Regions from separate parts of the Homo sapiens genome. Here all the other regions are linked to region 1. The links are chromatin loops, found by intact Hi-C in ENCODE. Cell type or tissue: heart right ventricle. All regions are shown on one strand.

Evidence for each region. Hi-C counts contacts between places; a loop is a spot of excess contacts. Peaks named below come from ENCODE experiments on the same cell type or tissue, not always from the same donor. Only the 100,000 strongest peaks of a DNase experiment are listed, where the experiment ranks them.
Region 2: a loop joins it to region 1, with 2.5 times the contacts of the local background. A loop is called at or near these places in 12 of 110 quality-filtered maps.
Region 3: a loop joins it to region 1, with 2.4 times the contacts of the local background. A loop is called at or near these places in 5 of 110 quality-filtered maps.
Region 4: it touches region 1 in a loop (5-fold over the local background); 12 of 110 quality-filtered maps call a loop at or near these places.
Region 5: a loop joins it to region 1, with 2.5 times the contacts of the local background. A loop is called at or near these places in 20 of 110 quality-filtered maps.
Region 6: it touches region 1 in a loop (3-fold over the local background); 13 of 110 quality-filtered maps call a loop at or near these places.
Region 7: a loop joins it to region 1, with 2.3 times the contacts of the local background. A loop is called at or near these places in 21 of 110 quality-filtered maps.

What each region holds. Positions count from the first base shown.
Region 1 is chr1:87,333,941-87,337,940 of GRCh38, forward strand. All of the region lies in intron 2 of LMO4 (LIM domain only 4), which reads left to right. Among named protein-coding and RNA genes, the nearest start is that of LMO4, 7.1 kb to the left of the region's middle. RefSeq lists a silencer at 1,320-1,689. In heart right ventricle, a CTCF peak has its summit at 1,519 (motif pointing right); a DNase peak (open chromatin) is centred at 1,451; H3K4me3 peaks cover 3,181 bases; H3K27ac peaks cover 3,699 bases.
Region 2 is chr1:87,814,662-87,818,661 of GRCh38, forward strand. All of the region lies in intron 1 of LOC124904212 (a long non-coding RNA gene), which reads right to left. Among named protein-coding and RNA genes, the nearest start is that of LINC01773, 90 kb to the right of the region's middle. In heart right ventricle, no CTCF peak of the experiment used is centred here; a DNase peak (open chromatin) is centred at 2,175.
Region 3 is chr1:87,434,733-87,438,732 of GRCh38, forward strand. No RefSeq gene overlaps it. Among named protein-coding and RNA genes, the nearest start is that of LINC01364, 65 kb to the left of the region's middle. In heart right ventricle, no CTCF peak of the experiment used is centred here; DNase peaks (open chromatin) are centred at 959 and 1,999; H3K27ac peaks cover 2,286 bases.
Region 4 is chr1:86,378,636-86,382,635 of GRCh38, forward strand. It overlaps ODF2L (outer dense fiber of sperm tails 2 like), which reads right to left. Exons shown (of 17, transcript NM_001366781.1): 7 at 3,607-3,723. Among named protein-coding and RNA genes, the nearest start is that of ODF2L, 16 kb to the right of the region's middle. In heart right ventricle, CTCF peaks have their summits at 1,822 and 2,023; no DNase peak of the experiment used is centred here; H3K4me3 peaks cover 2,371 bases; H3K27ac peaks cover 640 bases.
Region 5 is chr1:87,400,203-87,404,202 of GRCh38, forward strand. The region is part of intron 3 of LOC105378833 (a long non-coding RNA gene); the gene reads left to right. Among named protein-coding and RNA genes, the nearest start is that of LINC01364, 31 kb to the left of the region's middle. In heart right ventricle, no CTCF peak of the experiment used is centred here; no DNase peak of the experiment used is centred here; H3K27ac peaks cover 1,288 bases.
Region 6 is chr1:87,149,987-87,153,986 of GRCh38, forward strand. All of the region lies in intron 2 of LINC01140 (long intergenic non-protein coding RNA 1140), which reads left to right. Among named protein-coding and RNA genes, the nearest start is that of LINC01140, 22 kb to the left of the region's middle. RefSeq lists enhancers at 1,189-1,787, 1,788-2,386. In heart right ventricle, a CTCF peak has its summit at 2,091; DNase peaks (open chromatin) are centred at 1,635 and 2,125; H3K4me3 peaks cover 1,082 bases; H3K27ac peaks cover 3,040 bases.
Region 7 is chr1:87,682,502-87,686,501 of GRCh38, forward strand. No RefSeq gene overlaps it. Among named protein-coding and RNA genes, the nearest start is that of LINC01773, 220 kb to the right of the region's middle. RefSeq lists enhancers at 1,549-2,050, 3,033-3,648. In heart right ventricle, no CTCF peak of the experiment used is centred here; DNase peaks (open chromatin) are centred at 1,867 and 2,481; H3K4me3 peaks cover 2,168 bases; H3K27ac peaks cover 2,425 bases.

The sequences.
Region 1 (4,000 bases):
TCAAAAAAAAAAAAACAAAAAACAAAAAAAACCCTCGCTTCTGATTACAACTAATTAAAAAGAAGATGGGTCCGCTTGTATTCCCCCAGGACAAGTTTAGGCAAGTGGCTTCCTGGGAATTGTGTCCATTCTTTTCTCTATTCTTGGGGCCAAATGTAAATGGCCTTTTGGTGTTTTCCTGTGCCCTAATGGAGCAATGGAGGATGTGTGCCCAGCCCTGAGCCTTAATTAATGGCATCTACGTTCTTACTTCCTTTTTTCCCTCTGAATCTGGAAACTGGAGCCAGGCTCGCTCTTGAACTACATGCTACCCCGAGGACCTTAGATCTTTCTAGGAGAGATGAGTTCTAGCTCAGTACGAAATTGATGGCCTCACACTTAGCTCAGGGCTCACCAGCAGCTGAGCGCCCCTTCCCCTCCAATTTAAGAGATTACTGAAGTCTTCCTTCAGTGTTCCTCTCTCAGCCCATCAGGATGTCCAAAGGGTGGGAAGGTGCAGACGTTGCTGTTCCTCTCAGCTACCCCCTCTCCAATGTCCCTCAAGTCCACTTGTTGGAGGAGCTTTCAATGCCGCAGGGACCGCTGCAGAAGAGTGGAGTAATCTGCTCGCCCGCCGCCAGGTGAAGGGGACCCCTTGGTCCGACTGAGACCACATAGCGATTTACTGAGGGGCTTTTAAACTGTCTTGACTTTGAGTTGTGGTTTTTTGAAAACAACCAAGGTCTTGCTAAAAAGCTGCGGGAGAGCTGGGAAAGGCCGGCCTGAGCGCGGGGGAGGGGGCTGCAAGATGAGGGGGCGCTTTCACCAGTCCCCTCCCCCTCCGCGGCCAAGTGTCGATGGGCAGAGCTGGGCTTCTGCCTCCTCTCCCTCCAAGATTTCAGATAAAGCGGCTGCCTTGCTGCAGCGAATCCGCACAATTAAAAGCTTTAATTAGTGGCTCCTCCATTTTCTTAGTTCTGATGGGCTTTATCTAATGAGATCTGGTCTCTGGCTTAGATCTGCTCCGAATGACGTGTCCGCAATGAATGAGAGCTGCGTCGCAAACAAAACATTTAATTAACAAAATTGGCCTCTAAGAGAGGGAGGGAAAGAATGAAGGGGGGGGGGTTGTAGAGCGGAGGGGGAGGGTGGATCTTAAAGGGACCAACGCCTGCCTGGCCCCCCCATCTTACAAAAATAGGGGAACCTTGGGACTGCCCCTTCCCCCACCCCCGGCTCCCGACCCCTCAGCTCCACCCAAGCGCCCCAAGTAGCTTCGGAAACTCCGTTTCTCTTCCTCGAACCGTCTTTCCTCCACCCCCACCTCGGGCCCGAAGACTGGCGCGGAAAGTGCAGCGAGAGGAGGAAGTTCGGAGACCGGCGGGTGGGGCTCCAGGTCCGGGGAGGGCGAGGAAACGCGCCGGAAGCCAGGGTGGCGGTCGTCGGCTGGCCCTCGCTCCCTAGGCGGCCAGCACCCGGGCCGGCGCCGCCCGAGGCCGCAGCCAGAGCGCCCAGCCGGCGGGCGGTCTCGGGCCCACGAGGGGGCGAGCGCAGGGCGGGAGCCGGGCGAGCGGGTCGCGCTTTCTTTCCCCGGGCTCCACTCGGGCGGTTCACGTGGCGCCCGCAGCCGCAGTGAGCCCGGCGCGGCCGGGGGTGGGGGCCTGGGGCGAGGGTGGGGAGAATTGGTAGTTGGTGGTGGAGGGTGTGTTTGGGTAGGGGGTGGCGTTAGGAATGGAGGCGCCGCCAGACAGCGAGTTCATTTCCCTGGTAATCAACAGCAAGCTGCTATATTCAGAGAATGCTGTCCCTTTAATTGAACAGGCTAGGTAATTAAATGGCACTTTTCCAATAGGACGTGCTAGGTAAATCTAATAGTTGGTTATTTAATATCACTTTGAAGTCTGCCCACTCAAGCACAATGACAGCACAGGAGCATGTGAACTATTAGCTAGAAAAAAAAAAAAAACAGGATCTCAAAAATTAATTAAATCGCATGCAATTTAGGGGGAACGTTTATCTTGATTTGTCATAACAGAATTAATTCAAGGCCTCCAATTCACTTGGGGGCAGATCTGTTACTCTGAATTAACCAAGCGTAATTTGGCTGATTTTTTTTTTCCTATTATGCACAGCCCCCCTCTTAAGTATCAATAGCTTCTGGTGCTTTTAAGGTGCCTGGTCTCTAGTTTTTCCGAAGTACCTTTAATGGACTTGGCTCCAGGCATAATTTCTGGGTTGCATTTCTTTGTTACATTTAATATAGCTGGTGCAGAATTTAGATTAAATATAGGAACCTGCTGGAAAACCAATTGCTTCTGGATCAGTAGCTGTGGATGTGCTTTTTTCTCCTCAGATAGGTTGCTGATATTTACTTGCAGGTACAAATGTATATACCTTTCAGCCACACTCTCAGAAACGTACCTCTCCTTGCCCAAAAGCAGTTTAGAAAACACAGCCAGGTAGCGTTTCATATTGCATGTATTTTGCTTGAAGTAATAATGCAGTTGAAAATAAGCCCACCTATTGGTCATTGAAGTTACTGAAAGATGCTAAGCATTGATAGTAAACTAAAAATACGATTTGCCCTCCATCTCTTAATGCCAGCAAGGAGAGCTGGAGCTCAGCGGGCAAACAGGAATAAAACTACATGGTGTTGTTCAAACAGGAGCAAAGCACCTTTAAAGTGCAGTGGTTTGGTGGGATTTCTTCCCATCTTTTCCGTTTTCCCTGTATAAGGAACCTCTTGATGTTTGTGATTGATTGCATTGCCCAAATGCTGAAATATTAACGACCTTCTTGGACTGAGGACCCAAAGAAAGGAAACTGAAACCGATTCTGTCATCACAATTAAAGACTCCCCTGGCTTTAATTAGCCTGACCTGGGGTATATCTCCCCGTTGCTTGAGTTAAAGAGAAAAGAGCCCATTATAGTCCAGTCTGAGACCGATAGCTACTTAATTGAGCACCTAAAGCCTCGAGCCTTTTAAATCAAACACTGTCCGGACAGTCCCCCTGGTTAGATAATTAACTCTCCAGCGCACAGAAACGTTGTGAAAAAACACACACACACACGCACACACAACTTTTCAGAAAAAGGGTGGAATTCTAATGGTAGCCTTCCTCTCTGGTAAAAGGGGATTAGAATGTGTATAGACACGTAAGTTATTCTGCTCTGAGGCAGCCTTAAAGCTGTAGGCATGGAAAGATCTTAAACTCCATTGATACGTTGTTCAATAGCACATCAGTCCTGGGTAGATCTTGGTCATTTCAAACTTTGTAACTGTAATTTTTGGCACTTCAGGAATCCCACCATTTTGTGGCTGATTGTTCTCTGAAAGGTTATGATAGCAGCCCTGGAAAAAAATAAGATCTATGAAAGGCTTTTGGATTACATATGAACTGCCCTGATTATTAAAATACACTTCGATGTTGAAGACTTACAACTGACTTTACTCAGGGTGAATTGTTAAATAAATGAACACTTAGGCTGAGTAATCAGATGGGTACTGTGAAAAGGGTATTTTTGAGATGGAGTGTCACTGTGTACCTGTTGGTAGTGGCAACCATAATTATAGATTCTTATCCATTAAAATACTTCAGGGTTGCTGTAAGAGGATATTTGTTCTTTAGCCTTGTTAGGATTCTGTCACCCCCTTCTACCCCCATTACCTGTCTTCTCTTATCCTCAGCATGTATTTGGCCACATGGACTGGTTTTTAACTTTATTTTTACCCAAATTGTTTGAATTTGGTATCCCTTTTGGGGGTTGGAATAGCACTACTGCCGTCCATAAATGCTTTCCTCAGGGCCATGCCCATTCTCTGGCTACCTTCCCCTTCTGAGAACTCCCCTGCGGCAGTGGTACTGCAGGTGAGACACCGGGAGGTCCTCATCAGTGTTCCTGAAGTGTCCAGCATTAGGAGACAGCAGCCCAGAGGCCCCCCAAGCTCCCACATGGTGTGGTCCTGCAGCTAGAGGTCCTGACAGTGTATTATTTCAGCTTTCTTTCTGTAACTGTTCT
Region 2 (4,000 bases), 480 kb after region 1:
GTGAATGCAGGAAGCTCAGATCATTTGAAATAAACATTTAGTTAAGTAAGGAGGGGTGGCCAAAATTAACATGTGTTTGTGGTGTGATTTACTCAAATGTGGGTAATAGCCAGGCTTTCTTGGCCAGTGGCATGGAAGTGTGGTTATTGCTCTGTTGTTATGAATCAGCTCATTATTTCTGAAGGTAAATAGCTTAAATTACATTACTATCACTTTTGATAATCTTTGATAGTCTATAGTATGTGCTGTGTTCGAAGTTGGGTATAGACATAGAAGCAAATTAAAAGTAGTACAAAAATAATACTCAAAAAGTTTCACTTACTCTGTTAGTAGGTGGCTTTGCTAAGATATTCCAAATGGAACATTTTGTTTTCTAAATCTATTATTAGTTGCTAATCTTGCTAGGTGTGTGGTCCAGATTGCTGGATTTTTAATACCTATTTGTCATCCTCCTTTGCCAAAGAATATGAAATTGTCCAGTCAGTGTTTAAGGAAATGAAATTAGTGTGAACCTTTAGGATTCTCCTGGTAAACTGGTATCACTTTGGTTTCTAGAAGATGTGGATCTGGACTTGGAGTAGTGTAGGGGGTAGCACAAAGTTTTTTGGGTTGCAGGTAACTCCCTCGATACTAGCAGGAACAACAGGTTTCTTATTACGTTACTCTCTGTGCCTTAAGCCTTTCAGTGGCTCTCCATTGCTCTTTGGATCACTTCCAATAGCTTTAATAGGGTCTGCCAAGCCCTGCGTGGACTGGCTGCCTCCTACCCACACTCCAGCTTCAGTTCGCACCTTCTCCCCAGGGGTTTAGGTGCACAGGACTTCTTTAATATCCTTAAATGTGCCCATCTTCCTTTGACAAGGGACATTTTGACTTCTTTCTGCACTCTCCCTGATATGCTTCTGACCCCATTCTCATCCTCCCCTCCAACTTTGCTTAGTTGATTCCTACAGTTAAAAAACAAATCTTAGTTCAATAAATACGTTTCTCAGGCACACCTCTGAGATGCCGCCACCAATCTCTACCCCAGACTGGGTAAAACTGACTTATTTTATGCTCACATGGCATTATATAATTATCCTTCACAGCACTTAATACTTGTACTTTTAATTAATTATTTTACATCATTATTTGATTGATGCCTCTCCCTCATCAAACTGTGAGCTCTGTGGGAAGAGCAAGCATGTCTGTTTCTGTGCAACATATATCCCTAGTGGTTAGCACAAGATCTGACTCGTAGTAGGTGCTTGATAAACATTTTTGAATAAAGAAGTGAATGAATATGTAACTCTAATAATACGTTTCTTAATTTTTCCCCCTCTGTGGTCTCATAATCATTTGCTGGAAATTGTGTTTTTGTCTGTATTTCACTTTGAATTATCTAAACTCTCTAGGTGCAATTGTACATCCTCCTATCGCCTTACCTAGTATAGGAGGTGGGAGAATGGTAGCCACTAAGACAGAGGCTCAATTCTAGAAAGTCCTGTATAAACTCACTAGGGGAAACATTTCAGCTTCCCAACATGCTCTCTTGCCGCTGAGAAGAGATAATAAAACAAAAATTGCAAAAGGGCCAAGAGGCCCTAAAGAGACCTCGTATGTACTAGACCTCTTGGCTCATTCTCTGCCATTTAAAAGGAGGTACTCTGGACATTGTGAGCCTCTATTTTACTTTTCTAATAAAAAGGTGAGATTTAAAGGGAAGTAGATTCAAGTAAAAATAGAAACCACTAAAAATCATGGAAAATAAAGACTTCATAAATTCACTTAAAAGTTCATCTTTCAGGCATTTCTAGAAACATAAATAGGGTGGAAGTTCATTCATCTTTCAGAGAAGCACAATTTGTTTCTCGCCTCTCTTGTAGTACATATGTGAGAATCTTATCCTCATAAAAATTGCTTTAGGGTAAATATAACCTTCGTCTAATTTTTTATTCCTCTTAAATTCATTCTTACTGTTCTTTGCAGAAAGTGGTCACTGTGGTGGTAGAGACAGAAAGATTTGGGGCAGCTGGGAAATGAAGAAAAGCAGCAGGTAATTATGAAGTAGGGGCAGTTTAAGTCCTGACTTGTCCCACTATTCGTTCTGTGGGCCAGAGATCCTCCAGTTCCTCTGGCTTCTGGTTGTCACAGGCACAGCCTTGGAAGCGGTGACCGTGGGGTCCCAGGGAGAGTGGAGAGGGACTGATTCCAGCAGCATCAGCTGTAGGAATGCAAACATGCTCTCTGGGGTTGAAGCAGCAAAGCTGGCCAGGAGCCTTCTGGGAGACTTGTTTTTAGTCCTCTTTAAAGTTGTAATAAAATGGTAGAAAGTAGTTTTGAAGCCTCCTTTGAGCAATGTTATTGTCTGTTCCCTTTGCCACAGCAGGGTAAAGTTGATAAACTGCTAAATAATCAACCTTTGTATATTTCATTAGAAAACTTTAAAATTTTAAATACTCACTTTATGGCCCTGATAAAGCATGACAGATACCCATTGCTGTCCTCATTGCACTCCTGTAGTGGGTGGATTAGAGATGCCTGCTTTAACGGCACGCTAAGGGGCTGTCACTGGCCTGGATTAGACCCCCAGTTCATGACTCACTGATTGGAGAGAGTAACTACTCCTGGGAAGCAACAATTTCACATATTTCAGGGAAGAGGCTGGGCCCAAGGTAGAAGTGAAATCTAGTCTCTTGGGGTTGGTTGGGGGATATAAATAATATTTATTGGGAAAGAACCACACACATAAACGTAGATCCCAGACTGGGATAGGAGGAACCTAAGAACATAATTATTAACACTTTGGAATAGTCACGTTTGTTTGAATATGGGGATTGGGTCTTATTCATTTTTGTATCCTTACTGTTTTGTGCAGTGCTTGGCACATATTAGGTGCTTAATAAATGCATCTAATATGCATTATGTTTGATGAATACATAAATGAATGAAAAGACAAACTGAGTAAACCTCAAATAGAATTGTCCTCTATATTAGTTTCCCAGGATTTCTATAATGAAGTAGCACACATTGTGTGTCTTAAACAACAGAAATGTATTGTCTCATGGTTCTGGAGGCTGAAAATCTGAGCTCAAGGTGTCAGCAGGGTCATATTCCCTTGAAGGTGCTAGGGAGGGATTTGTTCCAGTACACTCTCCTAGCAGTTTAACACTAATCTTCACATGATGTTCTCTTTGTGTGCATGCCAATCTCCACCGGCACCAGCCACATTGGATTAGGGGCCCACCTTATTCCAGCATGACCTCATCTTAACTAATTACATATGCAATGACTCTACTTTCAAAATAAAGTCACATTCTCAGGAACTGGAGGTTAAGACTTCAACATATGAATTTTAGGTGAACACAGTTCAGCCCCTAACACCCTCTTGACTGCACTATGAATACAGTTAGAAGTTTAAACTGGCTGGATGCGGTGGCTCACACCTGTAATCCCAGCACTTTGGGAGGCCAAGGCAAGTGGATCACCTGAGGTCAGGAGTTCAAGATCAGCCTGACCAACATGGTGAAACCGTCTTTACTAAAAATACAAAATCGGCCGGGCATGGTGGCACATGCCTGTAATCCCAGCTACTCAGGAGGCCGAGGCAGGAGAATTGCTCGAACCCAGGAGTGAAGTTTGCAGTGAGCCGAGATCATGCCATTGCACTTCAGCCTAGGCAACAAGAGCAAAACTCTGTCTCAAAAAAAAAAAAAAAAAAGAAAAGAGAAAAAAAAAACCAAGAAATTGAAATTGATTATAAAAATATTCAAAGGGCATTCATTTGTTAGGTACTTTTCTGGATGTCAAGAGATACAGGTTCTGGACTCAGCTTAGTTATTAAAAACTGTGTGAACACAAACAAGAATTTCATTTGGATTAACAAGGGGGCTGGGATATAAGGTCTTTAAGGTACTTTTTAGCTCAAAAGTTCTATAATGTTCTTAGCTATCCATCTGAAATACACTTCTTATATGTGTTTTTCTTAGTGTTCCTTGCCTGTTGCTGCACATTTAGATTA
Region 3 (4,000 bases), 100 kb after region 1:
AATGTTAAGCCAGATATGACAGTAAAAAGTTCTTGATTGAGTGTGTAAACAAATACAAATAGTATTTATGAGTGGGTTAGAATGATGAAAGACTAGGAGAACTGAGGTGATAAGAGCATGCATCAGTGAAAGCGAGAATGAGGAAGAATGAGGAATTGAAGTCAGAGAGTAGGGAGCAACCATGGGCTTTGGTTAGAGCTCTGATGGAAGGGAAAAGAGAGAATGGGCGTCCTCTAGGAAGAAATGTGGGGTGCAGGGAAAAGGATATAGTTTTAGGAAATAATGAGCACACTTCTAGACACGTTGAAAAATCATAAAATAAGCTTAAATGATGATACTGAGCGTTAAGTTCTAAGAGGGGCACTCTTGGAAAGTTTAATTCATTAGCAATTAAGTATTTTGGAAAATAAATGGAAAGAGGCTGGAAGTAGAGATGTGGATGGCTGGAGAGAGTTAAGATTCTACCTGTTGCAGTCAGAGTCCAGATGTGTCTGGGGGTGAATGATTGCCTCACCAACTCCTGGAGATTATGGATTCTCCCTGGAAGCCACAGGAAGTTTGAGGTATGAAATGATCCACGTGACTTAATTCACCATGAGATTTCCTAAGGCCTTGATGTGGGATTTCAATCTCCCGTTAATCAAACTAAATTGATTTTTGAAGCCTCTTGACTGATGATGAGTGAAGCCCAGACAAAGGCATCCCAATGGGCTACCAGTGCCTCAGATTTCTACACTGCTTGACTTGACCACGTGTGCGTGCATGCACACACACACATACACACACGCAATTAAGGTTAGGGTTGGGACAAAGAGAAAGGCACACACAACACTTAGGGACATTTCTAGCCATTCTGAATTTCTAGCCATTCGAGATGGTCTTACGTCAGCAAAGGATCCTTGCACTCAACATTCAGCCAAAACAAGGCTAGCGTTCTTATCATAGCACACCACACCCGCATAGAGACAAGAAACATTAACCACAGGACGCTCAACTCTCCTAAAGCCACCAGCCAAGCCCAAATCATGACTCAGAACTCCAGATCTCAGTCATTTCTTCTGCTCATGAAGGCATTCCTTTTTTGAACTGAAAACAAACTCATAAATAAACATCTCCTTCCTCAGTTCTCCCAAACAACTTGATGGACAGAGAACTCTGTATTTTATAGGAAATGCTTGTAGATTTTTATGGTAAGTTTCCAAAAATAAAAGCACAAACATTTCTACTCACATATATTTGTTATGATAGCTACTGGTCCAAGTAGGAATACATATCATCCCGAAGGTAGAGAATGCACCAGGATCGGATCTTGCCCATTTTCATAAACACCATGGAGCATAGTTAGCTCAGAATCCTACAGAGTCCACTTGGCTTATTTATAGAACTCAGACCCACACTGGTGCATCAGGATAGTTTAAGGTTTGGGGAACAAGTTCCCTTACTGACAAATAGCATAATTAGGCATAATGTCTTAAGCGAACATATTAGCTCGGGCTTTTAACAGTGTGCAAGCCTCAGCTTCCGCAATAACAACCTAATCTTGTGTGGGAGCCATCCCAGGCTTCACTTGAACACAGGCACTGTTGTCCACCCGCAGATAAAACTTGGAATGGTTTTATTTATATCGTCCTTGTTAGTCATGCAATCTGTGTGCAAACAAAACAACATTATTCTTATCTCCTTGGAAAGTTTAATTCATTAGCAATTAAAAACTGGTGCAGAAGAAGGGCCAGGCACCCGGAAAAGACTCTTCCTAGCACAGCACACCCCGAAAGAGCGGTTTGTGGGAGCAACTTTCACTGATAACAGCACCGTGACATTTGCTGAATTGTTGCACAGCTTTGTTTTTAATAAATAGTTTAGCCATGTAAGGATTATGCCACTGTAATTAGATAGGATAATGTAGCCAACAATCTCTTCAAAAGTACCGTGTTGAAACTTGCTGTCCTCAGGCCCTCGCCAGAGCCCATTCCTGCTGTCTGCTCCCTGCCCCCTCCCTTGTCTGGCTTGTTTTTAGGGGAGGTTGCCTCTGGGTCAGTTTCCTTTGCTGTGACAAAGGCTTCTTAGTAGGAGGAATGGCTTGGCCCTAGAAGCTGGTTAAGGGCTACAGATTGAGTGAGTCCTATTTGGAACAGGGATGGGCCTAACAGTATTCTTTGCCATCTTAAGGTCCGGGAACTTAAGAATAGCAAACCTGGACTACCCTGTCAAAAAGTCATGCTCAGTCGGGCCTGATGGGGTGCTCCTGTAGTCCCAGCTACTCTGCAGGCTGTGGTGGGTGAATCGGTGGAGCCCAGGAGTTCAAGTCCAGGTTGTGCAACATAGCAAGACCTTGTCTCAAAAAAAAAAAAAAAAAAAAAAAAAAAGTCATGTTCAATGGAAGATGTTAATAATAGAGGAAACTGTGGGAGTAGGGGTAGGGTAGGGAGAGGGTATATGGGAACTCTTCGTACTTTCCGCCTAAGTTTCCTGTAAACCTAAAACAACTCTAAAAGGTAGTCTATTATTAAAAACAAAAGCAAGTCAGGCTCACCCATGGCTCTGAGATGTGAGGGGCCAAGATTTATTTTTAAAAGACTTTTCTTCTTCTCCGTAAGAAGTTGAACACCAGGAAGCACTGAGATTTGGAGGGCTACACCCACCATAGGGAATTAGAAAGAAAACAGTCCCCTGGCTGCCTTCATTGGTGGCATTCCATTCATGTGGAAAGTGAGACATGACCCAACTGATGGGACCTCTAGGTTTAGCACCACTTGAGCTTTTGTCTGACCCTGAAATAAACAATACATCTACTCTTTAGTTTGGCATTGCATGCGTCAACTTGTTACTTAAATATTTTACCTTCAACTGCTTAACTTTATATAGGTCAGCCTCAGTGTTGCTGCAAATAATTTTTGCTAAAAATAATAAACAGTTTTGGAAATAGATTATATCTAAAACAAATAAGTTTAATGTAGAATAATACATCTTAGGGCTAGTCGGGACTTCAGTTATCATTTGGTGCAAATTTTGCCTGCTCTTAAATAGGCATGAAAGAGTTAAATAATGCAGCCCCAGCAAGGCAGGTAGTAGAAGTTTTTTAATCCCAGCTGCTGCCTCCGGGGGTAAGAGGAAGAGATATTTGATAGTCCAAAGCAGAAAGTAAATATAGAGTAAATTACTTCCACATAATTGGGGAGATTATTTCAAGTAGATTGCAACTTGGAAATGGATGGCTTCTTTTCAAAACCTAGGGTGACCTGTAAATTTCCCATCCTGGTTTCAAGGTGGCACCAAGGGAAGGAGCAAGTCCTGGCTTTCAAGGGCAGCTATAGCTGATATATTTAGTAAAGTGAAAGCTAACATCTTTAGTATTTGCATTACTCAGATCCGTGCAGTAGTTAATAGGAACAGAAATAGAAAGAGACATAGAAATGTGGCCAACAGAAAGACACTACCTTAAATGTTTGAGCTGTAAACTTTGGTAGATGGAAAACAGAAAACTTTTTGCAATTAATATAATTGCCCTTGCTCAAGGAAATAGTCAATTTGATTTGAAATGGGGTGGAAAAGCCTGGGAAGGGATCTGTGTGAGACACCTAAAAGAATTAGTGTACATTTTTCCACATAGTGGGCCAATTTTCCCATTCTTTGGTTTTAGTGCTCCCTTTTATAGTCAGTATGACCATGCACCAATACTATTTCCAAGTGGTAGTCTTTCTAATATTTGTCTTCTCCTCTTTTTTTTTTTTTTTCAGACAGGGTCTCATTCTGTCAGCCAGGCTGGAGTGCAGTGGCACTATTATAGCTCACTGCAGCCTCAAACGCCTGGGCTCAGGCAGTCTTCCCACCTCTGCCTCCTGAGTAGTTGGGACTACAGGCATGTGCCACCAAGCCCAGCTAATTTTTAAGTTTTAAATTTTTTGTAGAGATGGGGGTCTTGCTATGTCACCCAGGCTGGTCTTGAACACCTGGCCTCAAGTGATCCTCCGGCCTCGCTCTCTCAAAGCTCTGGGATTAC
Region 4 (4,000 bases), 960 kb before region 1:
GGACCTTCTTCACATGGCAGCAGGAGAGAAAAGAGTGAAGAGCCAAGGGGGGAAGCCCCTTATAAAACCATCAGATCTCACTCACTATCATGAGAACAGGATGGGGGAAACCACCCCCATGATCCAATCACCTCCCACCAGGTCTCTCCCTAGACAGATGGGGATTCTGAAGATTACAATTCAAGATGAGATTTGGGTAGGGACACAGCCAAACTATATAGGTTTGGATCTGTGTCCCTACCCAAATTTCATGTCAAACTGTAACCCCCAGTGTTGGAGCTGGGGCCTGGTGGGAGGTGGTTGGATCATGGGGGTTGTTTCTTATGAATGGTTTACAGCATCCTCTTGGTGCTGTTCTCCTGATAGTGAGTGAGTTCTTGCGAAATCAGGTTGTTTAAAAGTGTGCAGCACCTCCCTACTTGCTCTCTCTTCCTTTTGCTCCCACCATGTGAGATGCCTCACTCCCCACTTGTCTTCCACCATAATTGTAAGTTTCCTGAGGCCTCCCCAGAAGCTGAGCAGATGCCAGAATCATGCTTCCTATACAGCCTGTGGAACTGTGGGCCAATTAAACTTCTTTTCTTTATAAACTATGCAGTCTCAGGCATTTATAACAATGTTAAAATGGCCTAATACAATAATCCTCTACACATTGGGGACCAATGCTTCTCTATAACCTGTTAAAGGATGCAAATTTAAAACATATAATCCTATATCAAACTAATGCTACCATTATCAAAGATACTATAGTGATTATGGTACAAACACTAACTTCCTTAAAACTTCTGTGATTAACTCAGATAGTTTTTTTAGTTCACATCTAGAATATTATACATCATACTAGTTTTAAAAACTAGTTTAAAAAAACATAATTGAGCTAGAAACAATCCAAATATGTACCAATGTTCAAAGGAATTGGTAGCTCCCCAAATATATTAGGACTCTTCACTTTGAAAGACAAAATCTTAAAGATATGATTATAATCTTTAAGAAGGCTATAGACGAGATAAACAGATTTTTTTACCAAATTTTAATTTACTAGATTTAGGGGGCACGCCCTGACACTAGAGTTACATTAAAGATAATAAAATACTGCTTTATCCAATAAAGTAAATGTATGGAAGTCATTATTCCAAGACCAAACACAGGTTTAGATAAATTAATGACTATAAGAGTCATAAGATAAGTATTATTGAGGACATGTTTCTATCATTGAATGTGATTGTAACTAATTGGCATGACTATCTCTTTGGCATACCTCTTGGTGACATGATGAGAGACGGAATATTAGGCTGGGTAGATGAGGGATGTGATTTAATGTGGTAACTCAGATGCTTTTATTTCAAATTATTTTAAGACTGTGTACTTAAAGTATTTGAGTATTAAGTATCTATTAAAGACTTATGATTTTAATGTTTTTACATTTTCAAAACCTGTGTAATACTGAAATGAATGTGAAATTATCACAGAATAAGTTTTAGTCTCCCATTCCTTAGAAAGCCATTTTAATTTTTAAAAATTGCAAAGGAGTCACAGTACAAGCTAAACCTAGGACTTTTCAACTTAACTCTACAATCATCAAAATCTAAGCTTCTTAACTGCCACTAAAATTGAGATTAAGAAGTATATATTAAGATTTAGATTTGATTTTTTTGAAGAGTGACTAAGTAAACTAAGAGAAGGAGCAATACATTCTTAAATTGTTTTTAAAAAACAAAATCCCATAAAACATAAGTAGCTGGGGAAAAACAGCAGTACAGTAAGTCGACATAAGACAAAGGAACATCCCACAGGAAACACTGTTGTCATTCCTCTAAAAGTCCACACGGTGTCATCATCACACCATGAATAGTTGCTTTCTTAGGTTAAAAAACTTCTAAACATAGAAACTAAATTTTCTTTTTGAACATAGTTCCAGACACGATCTTCTCACCAGATTTATCAAATCCCACACTTATACACTATCAAGGAGTATACTGAAATGACAAATTATTTTTATAATTTAAAAATAACCTCTCATTTGCCAAATGAATGAACACATAAAGCTGATTATCTTCTTTTTCTATCTCCAAAGCAATGTCTGTATACATGTCACATTTTATACAGACAATCATTCTCAGTCTCTTCTGAAAATAAGAAAACGTTCTAATTCTAATTGCTACATAACAAAGATCTAGAAAGAAAAATTGGTGGAAGGCATCTGTGGGATGTTCCCAGAGGTTTATAATGTAAATTTTTAAAAGACTCAATACAACAAATTACTCAACACTAAAAAGTTGAGATTGATGTTGCCAAATTGAGTTCATTGGATTCATACTCAAAAAAAAAACAACACAAAAACGAAACAAAAAAAAACCACTGTCAAACCTAACTCAAAAAGAACTAAATTCTGAACCCCTTAATCACTTAATGCCTTAAATCCAAAAGTGTGTGAGAGAAAATGTAGAAAAATTCATAGACTCAGACAGTTTCTTTTAATCATTTCTTAACAGTAGCATTTTGGTAAAAGAATTTGAATTCAAATTATAGTTGAATTTCATAGCAAAATTTTAGGATTTTAGCCTTATGTTCTTTCTCCAAATTATCATGGTTATAAAAAATAACCACTACGCTTTAAGATAAATTGGGAAAGATGATTATCTAATATGTTCAATCATACATCAGATGTATTCAATCACATGTGTTCTCCTGTATTTACTATGACAGACCACTGCAATACCAAGTCCAGTTCATCTGCAGTGCCCTAGCATACAAAATTTATTATCCCCCATAAACCCGCATTATGTCCCTTTAAAGGAACACACACACACACACCCAAACTCGAGTATGGTTTTGAAACATGCTACAGGCTGCAGACATCTGCTATAATTCAGGAGTGCAAAACCAAACAGAAATCTAACTCAGAAGTCCTCAACACTCAATGGAGTTTGAGTCTCTGTAACCTCTCAAGGTGGGAATATTGCTTCTTTGCCTTTGGCGGAAAAAAAAAAAGAGTTACCTTATATTGTATGATATGCCACCTCAAATTCTTATCTCAAAGTGACTTTGACTCCAAAAGAATAATTAAACCAAAAAATTCCCCTTAATTATACTCCTACAAAGTTGTTTAATAAGGGAATTACTTAATTTTGTGAACATCAAAGTTGGGCTGATTTTAAAATTATTACGATTAGTAACAAAAAATAAACATCGTATTGACTGTTAAACGTGTGAAAGTATGTATGTATATATGTATAGATGGAGAAAAAAGATTGAAATAATGTACACCAAAATGTTAACAATGATTTTGGTATATTTAAATTTATTTTCTATAAATTTTCCACAGTAAATATAAATTAACTATAAAGTGGAAATGATTTTTAAAGTAATTCAATTCCATAAATCCTTCCTAGATTGGTATTAAACAGAGACAGCATTTTTATGTTGAAATTTGTACCCAAACCTTTAGTTAGGCCACAAATATTAAGATTTACCTTAAATATGTATTTCCCATGTCAACAACTGTGTATTTTAAAACCACCAAATTCTAGAACTAAGGAAGGCTTTATGGCCTTTCATTAATTTTATCACTTAAGCTATAAAAATGGATATATATTTATATATAACCTTTACATATTCTTTCAACTTATCGTTCTCGGCTTCCCTTTTATGAATTTGGATCTGTAGTCGTTCATGTACTACTTTTACTGATTGGGAAAAACGGTTTGCTTTCAAAGTATTTGCCTGTAACAAAGAGAAAGAGAAAACCAAAAAAATCCATATTATTTGCTGTATCCCCAGCCCAATATCTTTAATTTTACCCTGATTTAGGCACAATCTAAACAGCTGATAAAAAGCAAAGCACTACTTTACATAAACTGCCGCCCCTATTACAAATGTATTTCATGCCCAACCAGGGCTAAGTTTTATCCCCCAACATTTTTTATTTAATGGCTTTCTTTTTTAAAATTCCCATCTATCTTTCTAAATAAAGGTATGGGTATACCTAAAATGCTCCTAC
Region 5 (4,000 bases), 66 kb after region 1:
CTAGGTCAATACAGTTACTTTTGTTCATAGACCAACAAGGTGTTCAAGTGCATTGGTGGATAATAATAAGCACTATTTATTATAAGTAACATTTGTAGAACATGAAACATTGTCCAATGTTTTTCATATTTATAAATATATATATTTACATATATCCCACCTGGCTCCTGAAACAATAGAATTGGAGAAGGTAAGCCATATAATGTCTTTATTCCTCATTTCAGAGATAGTTTGAAGCTCAGAAAAGTTCCCTTGTCACATTAAGTTACAGGGCCACAAAAACCACTGGGTCTCAGATCCAGTGATTCCAGAGCATGTCCTTGATCTACAGCTACTTTGAACTGGCCATCCAGCCAAATAGTCGCAACTTTCACAGGACGCTTTAGTTTTGAGTGTGAAATTCGAGGCTTACACTTAAAAAACAAACAAATAGTGGATATGGTCTGAATTATTGTCAGTGCTATTAAGAGAGAAGGATTGAGTAGACTATTCTATATCCAGGCACTGGCCTAAATGCTGGGAACACATCACTAAATTGAATAGACACAATCCCTGCTTTTATTAATAGTTTGCTTTCTAATGAAAATAATTCTAATGATAATGACACAACAGTAGGACAAGTAGCAGCTACTTAAAAGCCATGTATTGTGTTTGGAGTTATAAATGTCTTATCAGTAATCCTCAAAATAGTGCTATAAAGTGGGTCTTATTCTCCTCATTTTACAAATACATTAATAACAACAGCTAACATGTGGAACTTACTCCATACTTGGAAGGAGCTGTGCAGAGGAGATAAGGGAGCAGGCGGGTAGCCAAGGGGGATTTGAACTCAGGTTTATACACCCTAGAGTCTAAGGCCTCCCTACTTGGTGCTGAAGCAAAACCCTAGGCCATGGCCATTTGACTGCATCAACTCACTTCTACTTGTCCATGCCTAGTGGATTTCAATCAGATGTAGTGTTCCTTCATTTTAGTAGTCTGTCATTTATGAGCTAAGGCAGCCAGAGAGCACTTATTCATTAGTGCTTTACACAGTGATGATTGCTGAGATGGCACTTCCGGAGTCATATAATGCTATTTTCTAAAGCTTATAACTCTGAAGTAATTGCCTCATGGATTACAATTTCATCCATGTTCCTTTTGTCATAGGTTTACTGGGGGAAACACTGCCATTGACGTGTCGTTGGCAATTTTGAGGCATAGGCATCGACCTTAAGGTTTCAGGGGACACTGAGTTTAATTTAAAACTGTTAGAAAAGAAAGAAGATGGGAGTGATGTGCTGGTTGAAATTCTTCCCTTCCTTTGCTACGCTCATTCTCTTTTTACTTGCTCTATTCAAAGTGAGGCCACTGACAGACACCTCTCTGTAGGACTGTTAACATTATTATTTAACTTGCATGAATGTAGCAAAATTCAAGGTTCAGAATCAAATGACCTTTCTTTAGCTTCTCAACTTATTGTGGCACAGGTGCACAAAGGAGGTTTTGTAAGCGCCCTTTTTTCTTCAGTCTGGGAAATTACCGAAGCTTACGCATGAAGGGGGACCCTAGCAGCCTTAATTTTAAACTTCCCAAATTTTCTGCGATTAAGACTTTGGCAGAAAATAGATTCTTTTTTGTGTATGTGTTAAAAAGAAATACTGAATAACGTGTAAATGGTTTTTCCTTATAAATACATTTATCCGAAGAACTTCATTATTGCATAAATTACTTCTTCAAAATTAATTTCTATTTTTTTAAAGAGATGAAACCCATGTTTTCAATGTGCCATTAGGAAAGCTCAGTGATCACATATAATAACAATATATTAAAAGCCATACAGAAAAGAACCTATTTTTTAAAACCCATAACTCAACAGACTAGAAAAATGACAGACTAGCCATTCATGCAAATTAGCTAACTCACATTTATCAGAGAAAATATTTCATAGCATTAACAACGCTGTCATTTAAGAAAAATTAAATGGGGCCCAGAACCACACATTTATTTTTACTGCATTCATTATTCATTTGCATGTTTCTTTCCTCCCTTTAAAAAAAAGTATGTAAGTTTTGAATTCAAAGTTCAGTAGAGGAAGAAGCAGATGATTTTCTCATTTTAGTGACCCTGTGGTTAGCAGCAATAAAGCAACAGGAACAAATCTGGCTTGAAATGTGTCCAAACCCACATCTCCCAGTGTGCACAAAAGGCAAAAAAGTAAGATGTGCAGCGGATATTAACATGAGTAATCTTGGAAATCTAAATATTAAACATATGTCAAAGATTATCTAATACACATCCACATGTCTTATAGAGATGTCTTTCATCTGAGGAGCTCCAACCCATTTCAATGTGCGTAGACTATTTTCTAGCCCTGAAGGCCTCATCAAAGCTTGGCATATCCAGCATCTACAGCACAGTTTTTTAGATGGGTCCTTATGAGGTAATAACTCCTCAGCTCCCACATCTTCCTGAAAGACAGTCTTTTTAATTTCTGCCCCCACCCAGAGATGTTATTTTAAGTCCAAGTTGATTAAGTCATTTGCCCAGTAAACTGTGCAATTGGGGAAATTTCCTGTGGTCTTTGACTTGTGTTCTGATGCTGAGGTCACTTGAACCCATGTTTGACTCCGTCTACAGGACTCTTATTCTAGCAGTCCAGAGAATAATGTTCCAGACGAGACACTGAGAAGCTGTATTGTCTTATCTCCTGGGCACCGTGTGAAGGCTGTGACTTAATTCCTCTTCTCCATTAGTAAAATACGCTTATAATACTTGGCATCTTCTTCCCTCTAAACCTTATTCTTTGGAGTAATTGAAGATATATTTTGGAAGTACTTACAGTTCCTCCTAAAAGGGCGTAATATTATAATAGGGAGCCAGCCCCCCCTTTTTTTGTATATTGGCCATTGAATAATATTATTTTATAAAACATCTTAGCGCAATGTGTCCTTAATTTTTCTTAGCCTCAGTTTTGTCATCTGTGAATTGCAAAAGACAAGCTGACTCTCAATATTTCACAATGAGATCATGTATATGGGAAGACTTTGTAAACTCTAAAGCTTTATACAAATGTAGAAAGGCACATGTTGCAGAAAGAGGCCCCAGCCCCAAGTGATAACTGGTGCACTGAAATCCAATTTCATTTCCACATTCGTCCTTCCTTGGCAAATGTCACAGCTTTGTGTAATTTGTAAAGTCTTCATTATTAGCTAACTGTGTTGTCCTGTGCAGACAGGCTGTGAGGCAGAAACCAGATTACAGTACTTACCTTTGTGCTACTGCCCTCTTGGGGAGTCTGGCACGTAGTAGGGGCTCAACAAATGCGTGCTGAATTGAACTGAATTGTGCAGAGGGTGTGAGGACTTGGAGTGAACAAAACAACTGAATGCAAGATCAGCCACTAGCTTGGTTGACCCTCTCCAGGGAGGCGGTGTTCCAGGACACTGCCTTGAGACAGGTCACTTGAGGACTAGGGAAAGGACCCAGCCATTCTCTATAGCAGGGCAGAGTGCTCAGAGCAATTGTGATGGGTGGGTTGTTGCAATCTGTCCCCTTTTCTCTCCTGTCCGCCGAGGGGAGAAGTTGTTCTCCTGGGTAGCTTTCCTTCTGATGCTTTCTCTCACCTTCCCTTCCATCTTTTACCACTTGGAGGAAGGAGAAATGCTGAGCCTTTACTTATTTGTTGCTTATAGGCTTTTTCTTACTCTGAGAAAGCTTAGATTCTTTGGGGAAATAGCATGGATTCCCTAGCTCTCTTCTTTAGGGAATGCACAGGAGCTAGAAAAGGCGATCTCCAGATTATGTCACATGGTGAGGGTAGGGAAGAAAGGAGAAAGGATGGCATTTTGGGGAAATACGTCAGCACACAGTTTTGGGAGGAAGATTTGCTTACTCAATTTGTCTTTAAACCAAAGCATCTGTTTTGGTCATTAAAGTAAAACATCTTGGATGATTAAAAAAAATGCCCTATTCGTTCATTTTGACCTATATATGCTCCTAGACCACATTTTGAGAAATA
Region 6 (4,000 bases), 180 kb before region 1:
CTTCACCTGCATCACTAACAGGGCGATCGCTATCACAAGGGTAGAAATCAGCTCAGCATTTCCATGTGACTTCTTTTTTTTTTCCCAGCTAAAAAATAAATCTGTTCTAATAAAAACATTTATACTATATTCTTTATTGTCAGCTAATCCTGCCCAAACTCATTAAATGGCAGTGTGTGGGTTATTTGCTGTCAGTGAAATTATCAAAGGCATTTTTCAGCTGGGGCACCAGGAAAACATATGCTTCAATGCCAACTAAAACAATAATGAGGAAATGTTATGATCAGTCTTGACCAGATGACCCTGCCCATTTTAGATTAGTTCTTAATTTCAGCACAAGGGTCATCCTGTGAATTCTTACAATAAGTCACTGCTCACCACTCACATGAAAAAGATGTGACTTATTAGAAAACTCACTGTACTCATTGCAGTTAATGAGATGTGGAAAGCTTTGTAATTTGATTTGCTGGGCCATATGCTGTAAAGGGATACTGCTGATTTCATTCCTCCGTATTTAATTTAAGCTGTATGCAATACCTTCTTCATATGGCTACTTATATAATAAAAATTAACTTGGGGTATAAAAAATACACCATTGTGGGGTTTATGACTTGGTGTGGTTCAGTTTCAAGTGTTTTGCATGGAAACATCTGTAAGTAATGTGTGCGGGTCTAATTTTAAATCCCGCCAAATATTTTCCATTTAACATTTGGTTTAACTGACAGGCTTGCAGAGGTGGTTTTCAGAATTGTCGGTAACAGATATGTACAGTATTCCCAAGGCCGTAGCCTTTTTTTTTTTTAAAGGAAGATAGTAATTCAAACTTGTTTTTTTTTAAATTTTTTTAATGTTTACATTTCAGTAGATACAAATAGCAGTTCAGAATATGGCTACTCCTGTCCCTTGAAGACCCAGCTGCAGTTAAATCTATTACCCCCTAAAAAGAGTTACCTTGGTTTTGACTTTTGCTTCAACATCTGCGAGCTAGGACACCTGAGGCTGACTGGGAAGGTTGACCGTGGGAACGGGACCCTTCAGGACAGGGTCCTGCCTCCACAGTGGAGAGAGACAGGGAGGGAGAGAAGAGGGTAGGACTGAGAAGGGGGGCAATGTCCAGGGAGGTCTGAGCCTCCAGAGAGGCTCCGAGAATCCACATTCGGACTATTTTCCTACCGTTTAAAAATAAGTCTCACCTAACTCTTAGGAGAGGCCCAGGCCCCCTGAACTATCCCGATCTGCTCAGAAGCTGAGCTGTAAAACCATAAAACAGAACCTCTCCTTTCTCTACTGGGTAGGATTGCCAGATAAAATAGAAGGCCCCGAGTTAAATGTGAATTTCAGATAGACCACAAATATGTTTTAGTACAAACATATCCCTTGCAATATTTGGGACATACTTATACTAAAAATGTATTTGTGGTTTATCTGAATTCAATCTTAACTGGGCATCTTGTATTTTTACTTGCTAAATCCGGCGACTCTACCGCCGGGGTCGGACGTTGTTTGCTGACTGCATTCTATTCGTGGCCGCGGAGGCCTTATTTCAGGTTGTTTGATTCCGGTGGCTGACAATATGAAACAGCTTGAACAGGCAGGCCGGTGGGCAGAAGCCATAAATAGCCACCTCGGGGGGGCCCCCCTGGTCGCTGGGAGCGCCACGCTGCTCTGTTAATAAACATGCGCTCGCTGGAGTCCTCATCCTGGGGCTCGCGGAAGCGCTGACTCAGCACCGGGGCAGGGAGGATGCGGGGACCCCCAGAAACATAATTAAACTGTTTCCATGACTGACTTGAAAATAAAATTGTGTGTGGGAAGAGAAACTTGAGGGGGAAGTTAAACAACAAATGGAGAGGTGTGGAGTGAAACCTCAGGGAAACTGTTGGTTTTGCTTCAAGGGAATTGAATTGTGAAACTTGCAGTTGTGAAATTTCACTCGGTTGATTCTTGTGAGAACCGAAGTTTGTTTTAATTGTCAATTAAAGCGAATGGTGCTTGGGTCCCTGGGATCCAGGGAACCTCAGGGCGGTGCTCGCCTCTGCCCGGCAGCGAGAGAGGGACCCGGTGCGGGCCCGATGACAGGGTCGACCGCTGGGGGTCAGGATAAGCTTGCAGAGTGGCCCCGCCGCCGTCCTGAACTTTCTCGGGAGGGGAAGGCGGCTGTGTACAGAACAGCACGCCCTGGGAAGCAAAGGCCTGTCGGAGAAGTTGATGAAAGATGCACCTTAGGTGTCCCCGAGCAGGGCCGCCGGCCTCCCCAGAGGTTTCCTTGGCAGCCCTTATTTGTAAGGCAAATCCAGGCCCGCGCACACGTTGCTCGAATGTCAGGTACTAAATTGCCTTTATGAGAGTCGAGCAGGCTTGCCGATGACAACACTCTGATAACAAAAGAAGTGTGGCCTCGTTGAAGATTTTATGTAAAAGGAAATGATTCATTTGAATTCAGAAGGAGCCTTAAAACAGGGCAGAGACAGCCAAACCCTAGATTTTCTGCCTTATGACTTGTTTCTTAAACTTGTTAAAGAAAAAAGGGGAGAAAACTTAAACAAGAAAAGCTACCCCAAATCGCCAGCCAAGGTTTAGATTTTCGTGGGTTGCTATTTTCTTCAGATCAAGGTTGCCTTCTTGTTAACCCGAGACTGCAGCCGCAGAAAATTAGATTCCCCCCACTCAGGGATTAACCACATAGAACAGTTAGGGAATGTGGAGGTCTGGAGAGACTTGAGATCAACGAGTTCGAAACGTTTGAAAGAAAAAAATCTTCAGTGGTTTGAGAGCTTCACTAAGATACTTTAAAAAAAAATCAAAATTGCTCTTATTTAAGAGCTTTGGAGATCCAAATATAAGTCCCTTTTCTTTTGCCAAGAAGGCCCTTATTCATTTTGTGTGTCTTTAATGCTCAAAAGAGATGCTGGGATTCCTAGTCAATTCCTAAACAGGAGTCTGACAACCAACTATATGATTTTTTTTGCAAAGACCTTTTTTTTTCCTTAAAGCTTCAAATTTCTGTTCCTTTTGATGATGATATGTTGAAGAAGGAATCAGTGCCTTTCTCAGTAAGTGAATGACAGAAAGCCCTTACATCTTTTGAGTGGGCCAGCGTTTGGGTGGCAGGGCTGCTTGGATGGGGAGCGATGTGACAGGGCTCTTGGACAAACTGCTCCTTGGCTTAGGGATGGTTTATTTTGAACATTCATTCATTCACTTATTCAACCAGTGTTTATTAAACATTCACGGCCTCTGTGCAGGGCTAGGTGTGAGGGCTACAGTGTCTAATAACACAGAGTCGTGGTCTTACCCTCCAGGAGTCTGCAGTCTGCTGGGGAAGCCAACAACATGAGAAGGTTATTCTGCTCTACTGGAAAAGGCACTGATCTTGTCCTCTCTTTTTCTTCCAGAAGCAAGAAAAAAACCCAGATTGGTCAACACAGTTTTATAAACAAGTGGTACTTTAGCAACAGCAACCAAAGTCCTATTTAATTAGCCAGTGGAAGGTATCCATCTGTGATGGCCAACTGTTTCCTTTTTCCAAGGGGCTCATCTTCTCCTTTGGTGACCCAAAATGCCTTTTACTTTGAGCCACACCCTCTGCCTGAAATCCTGCAGGATAAAATGGGGATGGAGGTAGAAAGCAAGTGGATCACTTGGTACTGTCTGACTTGATAACCAGCTGTTGAATGGCCTGCCATGGCTTCACTACAAGAATGGGGAAACTGTTCTTTTACGTCTGGAAGAAGGAGAAGCCAGAAGTTTATTTAATCTTTTCTAGGCAACTTATTTTATTGCATTTTTAATTTCCTCTCTTGCATTAACATGACCCTTTTCACTGGCTTCCCACGCCTGGTACTTAATTACTTATCATTAGCAATGTACACGGGGGCCTTGCTGCATATTTATAAATGTGATCATTAGTACATGGAAAGACAAAGGCTTCTTTAAGACTGTCATTAGTTATTCTGTTTTCATGGAAATGTTCATTAGGAGAAACTACCCACCTGGTTAA
Region 7 (4,000 bases), 350 kb after region 1:
TTCAACAGTCTCAATTCATGCTCCTTATTTATTCCCAGACATGACAGCTGGCAAAGTTGCAGTGACCTCTTGACCCTTTGCTGCTACCTGATTCCCAGAAGGCAACCTCTTCCTAGAGCATCTCTTTTCTCTTTATTCGCGTTCAGCTCTGAGATTGGCCAGCTCTCCTCCCCCATGATGCAGCTATTGGCAGCTCCAGTCTTTGTTGCCTCCAGAATGGATAACCACAAAGCGTCCCTGGAAGACCACCCAGAAGCTTCAGCTGGCACAGTGTGGCGCTGTCCATCTGCTTAAAAGCACCGGGCTTGCCATGCCAGGAACACCTGCGCTCCACAGTGTGCCCTGGCTACCTCGTCACTTCACAGTGACATTCAAGGTGCAGTCCTGAATGCCCATGCTGGAAATTGCTACTTTGGAGGTTTTCTCCTCCCCTCAGCAGCATCCCAACAGTGCGATGCTCATCATCTAAGAATAGCCCCGAGCAGGGGGTTAAAGTCAGGCCATTTTCTGAAGAATTTGCTTCTCCTCCTGGTTTGACAAAGCTGACTTTTCTGTGTTCTGGGACACAGTGAAAAAGCCATCTGTTAAGTTAGGCTTGTGCCATGAAGGGTGGTCTTGGGGAGCAAATATTTAAATAGTGTTTTTCTGTCCTCCTCATGTACATTTGGAACTTTAAAAACATATCAATAAAAAAATGATTAACTACAAGCCTTCCATTTCTATTAGGATTTCTTTTCCTTCTTCTTCTTCTTTTTCTTAATTAAGTTAACTTTGTTGGCAATTTTGTGCATCTTCCCCAGAATAGTCAATGGTCCCTCCACTCAGTTATCTCACCAAGTCATAATACTCATTTCTCAATCTTTGGCCACAAGAAGGGCTTTGCTTTAGCTGTTTTACTTCTCCTATTTACTTCCCCTCAAGCCCACTTCACCCCAGTGTTTTAAAACCATGACCATTAAAAATTCTTTTAAAAAACACTTAAATAGTATCACCTCCCCCCTTAAAAATGTCTTGTCAGATTTCTTCCTCTTGTTTGCTTCAGAAAGTGGTGCTTTGATTGTCCATTAGAGAGTTGTTTACATTTCTCCAAAAGCTCCATTTAGTTTCCTTGACAAGGTGGAATAAGTGACTGGCTGTGATGGATAGAGGCACCTGTCCTAATGGCTGCTCACACTGTGCCCACCAGTGCACGTTACATTGATAAATTGACAACAGTTGGGACATGCTCTGCTAGCAGCAAGAATGAGGCTACGAGGACAAACACAGGCGGTTAGACAGTCTGCTTTAATATTCCTGGGAAAGGTGTACAGCCTCCTAATCTAACACCCCAACAGCTGCGGTGAGGAATTAGTGCACAGGCAGAATTTCTTTGTTGCCTTGACACTACCTCTGCTAGTTAGCCTGGAATTATATTCACTGTAAAAGATTCCTTGGTCTTCCAGTGATATGCCTGCAGTACTTGGGTTGGGTGATTTAATGAAAACTATAAGATTTTAATTTTGTTATGAATGTATGGGTTTTTAAAAAGATTCCTTCATTGAATTTTTCTCCTTCCTCTGATGAGAAAAACAATAAGGACAACAAAATGTCTTATTAGCTATGAGTTGATTATCAGGAAAATGTGGGACATAGCCTTAGTCAACACTAAGGTGTTAATTATCTGGAATAAGGAGCTCAGGAGGGCCCAAATTTCCAGTAATGAAGAGATAACTGTCCGTCAGGACACCCCATGCAGCCAGGGGGTCTTAGAAGGTGTTCCGTTCTCTATCCTGCTTCCACTTTCATTTTCTTTTTCCACTCTGCTGGTTTCGTGTTACCTTTAAAAGACCGTGCAGCAGTGGGTCTTAGCAACTGAATCTCCCCCATGTTGACAAAGAGCCGAGGCAGGCACATAGCTATAAGGGCAGACCCAAGATTTTGCAGTCCCTCTTCACAACGTCCTCCCTCTCAGATAAGTTGAGAGCATTCGGGGAAAGTGGTGGGTGGATCAGCTCACATCGCTGGGCCAAGAGCCGCCGCCGCAGCAGCAATCTCGACACGGTCCCTCGCTGCTTCATCCATTACATGCTTATCTTAACTGAAGACTAATCTAAAGGAACAAATGACCACACGGAAAATGCTACAACTTAATACAAAGTCATAAAAAAAAAAAAAAGAATGCAGGCGCAAAAGAAGCACGGACATAATAATGCTTCCCTGAGCCTCGCTTTTGAATGGCCTAGTTACTGATTTTATGATAAGACACAGTTTGCCTTTATGATTTGCATGGCTAATGAAGCAATTAGCAGCCATCATATATAAAACATGCTAGTTCTTCATTAGACACCAAACAAAATGGCATAACACGAGATGTATAGTGTGGGGAGGCTCAAGTGACTTGCTCATTCTGTTTACTTTGTGTGGAGTTTTGTTGGAAGCCTGGTCGCTGCACGCATCACATTTAGAAGGCTAGACTGTGGTTAGTTTGATGTGAAATTCTGACTGGCTGGCAGTCGCCTCCACTCCCCACCCCCTAACTGCTACTAAATTTCATTTCAAGTTATAATTATTGACATTGGAAACAGCTACTCGTATCACAACAACAAAGCAACAATTATACAGGATCTGGTGTTTCTCATGCAAATTACAGCAATAAAATACAGGAAAATCCGGCCCACTTACAGACCAGTCTTTGTCTTTGGAGAACACAGTCTGAACTATTTGGTTAACTAAATTAAAATGTAAATCTTGGCTGGCTTTTCTTCTTAGATAGCGATATGAAACAGTTTCTAAAAGACAGAAAAAGCTTAAGGGACCACATTTCAAACAACTTGTCATGAATATTTTTTTTAATGAATTAGGTCTGAAAAGCTTAACTGTCTATAACAATCACGGATTCTACGATGCTGTTCAAACAGGAAAAGCAGAAGGGAGAGTCCTGTATATTTTCCCCTTATATTTTTGTTTGTAAAGGAACTTGAGAGTGTTGGAAGATGCACGGCAGTAGAGTCCCTTGCGTTGCACAAGTAAAGCCATAGCTCTCAGACTCCCGGTCGGTGTAACATGTATAATGAGACATATAACCTAGAGGAGGAGATTAGTGAGTATTAAAGCTGAGTTCTTTTACTTTATTAGTGTTGCTTTCCTTCCTGTCTTTGTCTCTTCTCCACACAAAACCCAAGCTTGTGAAAAAGTGTCCCAGCGAGGGAGGGCTACATTAAAAAGTCAACCACGGTGGCATTAGCATTAAGGCGCTCTGAATGCAGCCACTCTGAGCCACATGGAGTTCTGCAAAGAACCGGAAACAATGATTTGAATCTATAGGGAAATGGCATGGTTTCCGATCCATTATCATTACTGGTTTAAAAAACAAAACTAAACCAAACAAAGCCCCCCTCGACAAGCATAAAAAAGGGTTGGATCCACAAGGCCGCAATCAGAACTACAGAAGACAACATCAAAGAAAGGAGAAGAAAAGCAACTGCTTGTGCCTCTGGCCAGGATTCAGCTAACAACGCATCTGCTTTGAAAGCCATACCTCAGAGTTTGACCACAAGTAAACTGACCCGTAGGAAGCCACGACAATGGAGGACACTGACATTTAATTTATGTATTTAATTTTTTTATACAGAGAAAAGCAATTGTGTGATCATATCTCATTTATAACAGATCTGATCTTTAAAAGGCAATAATTTTACAAATGCACTTTTGCATTAAGAATACTGTTATCATAAGCATGGAGCAAACACTGTGTGGGCAGTCACTCTGACTTATAGCAGCTCTGTACAGCCGCTGCAAGATAACCAAGAGTAATGGTTTTTGATAATCAGGCCACACTATTAATATAACATGAACCACAAGTGCTTTTGTACTGCAGCTCTGGTTAAACTAGCAAATCTCATTGGAATATAAAGAAGGGGTGGGGAGTCATGTTCTGTTTTCTGCTACTTCTGCACTGAAAAATATGCCTCAAGGTGCTGTCTTAGGTGTTTCATGTCTTAGGGCACATGTAGTGGCGCTG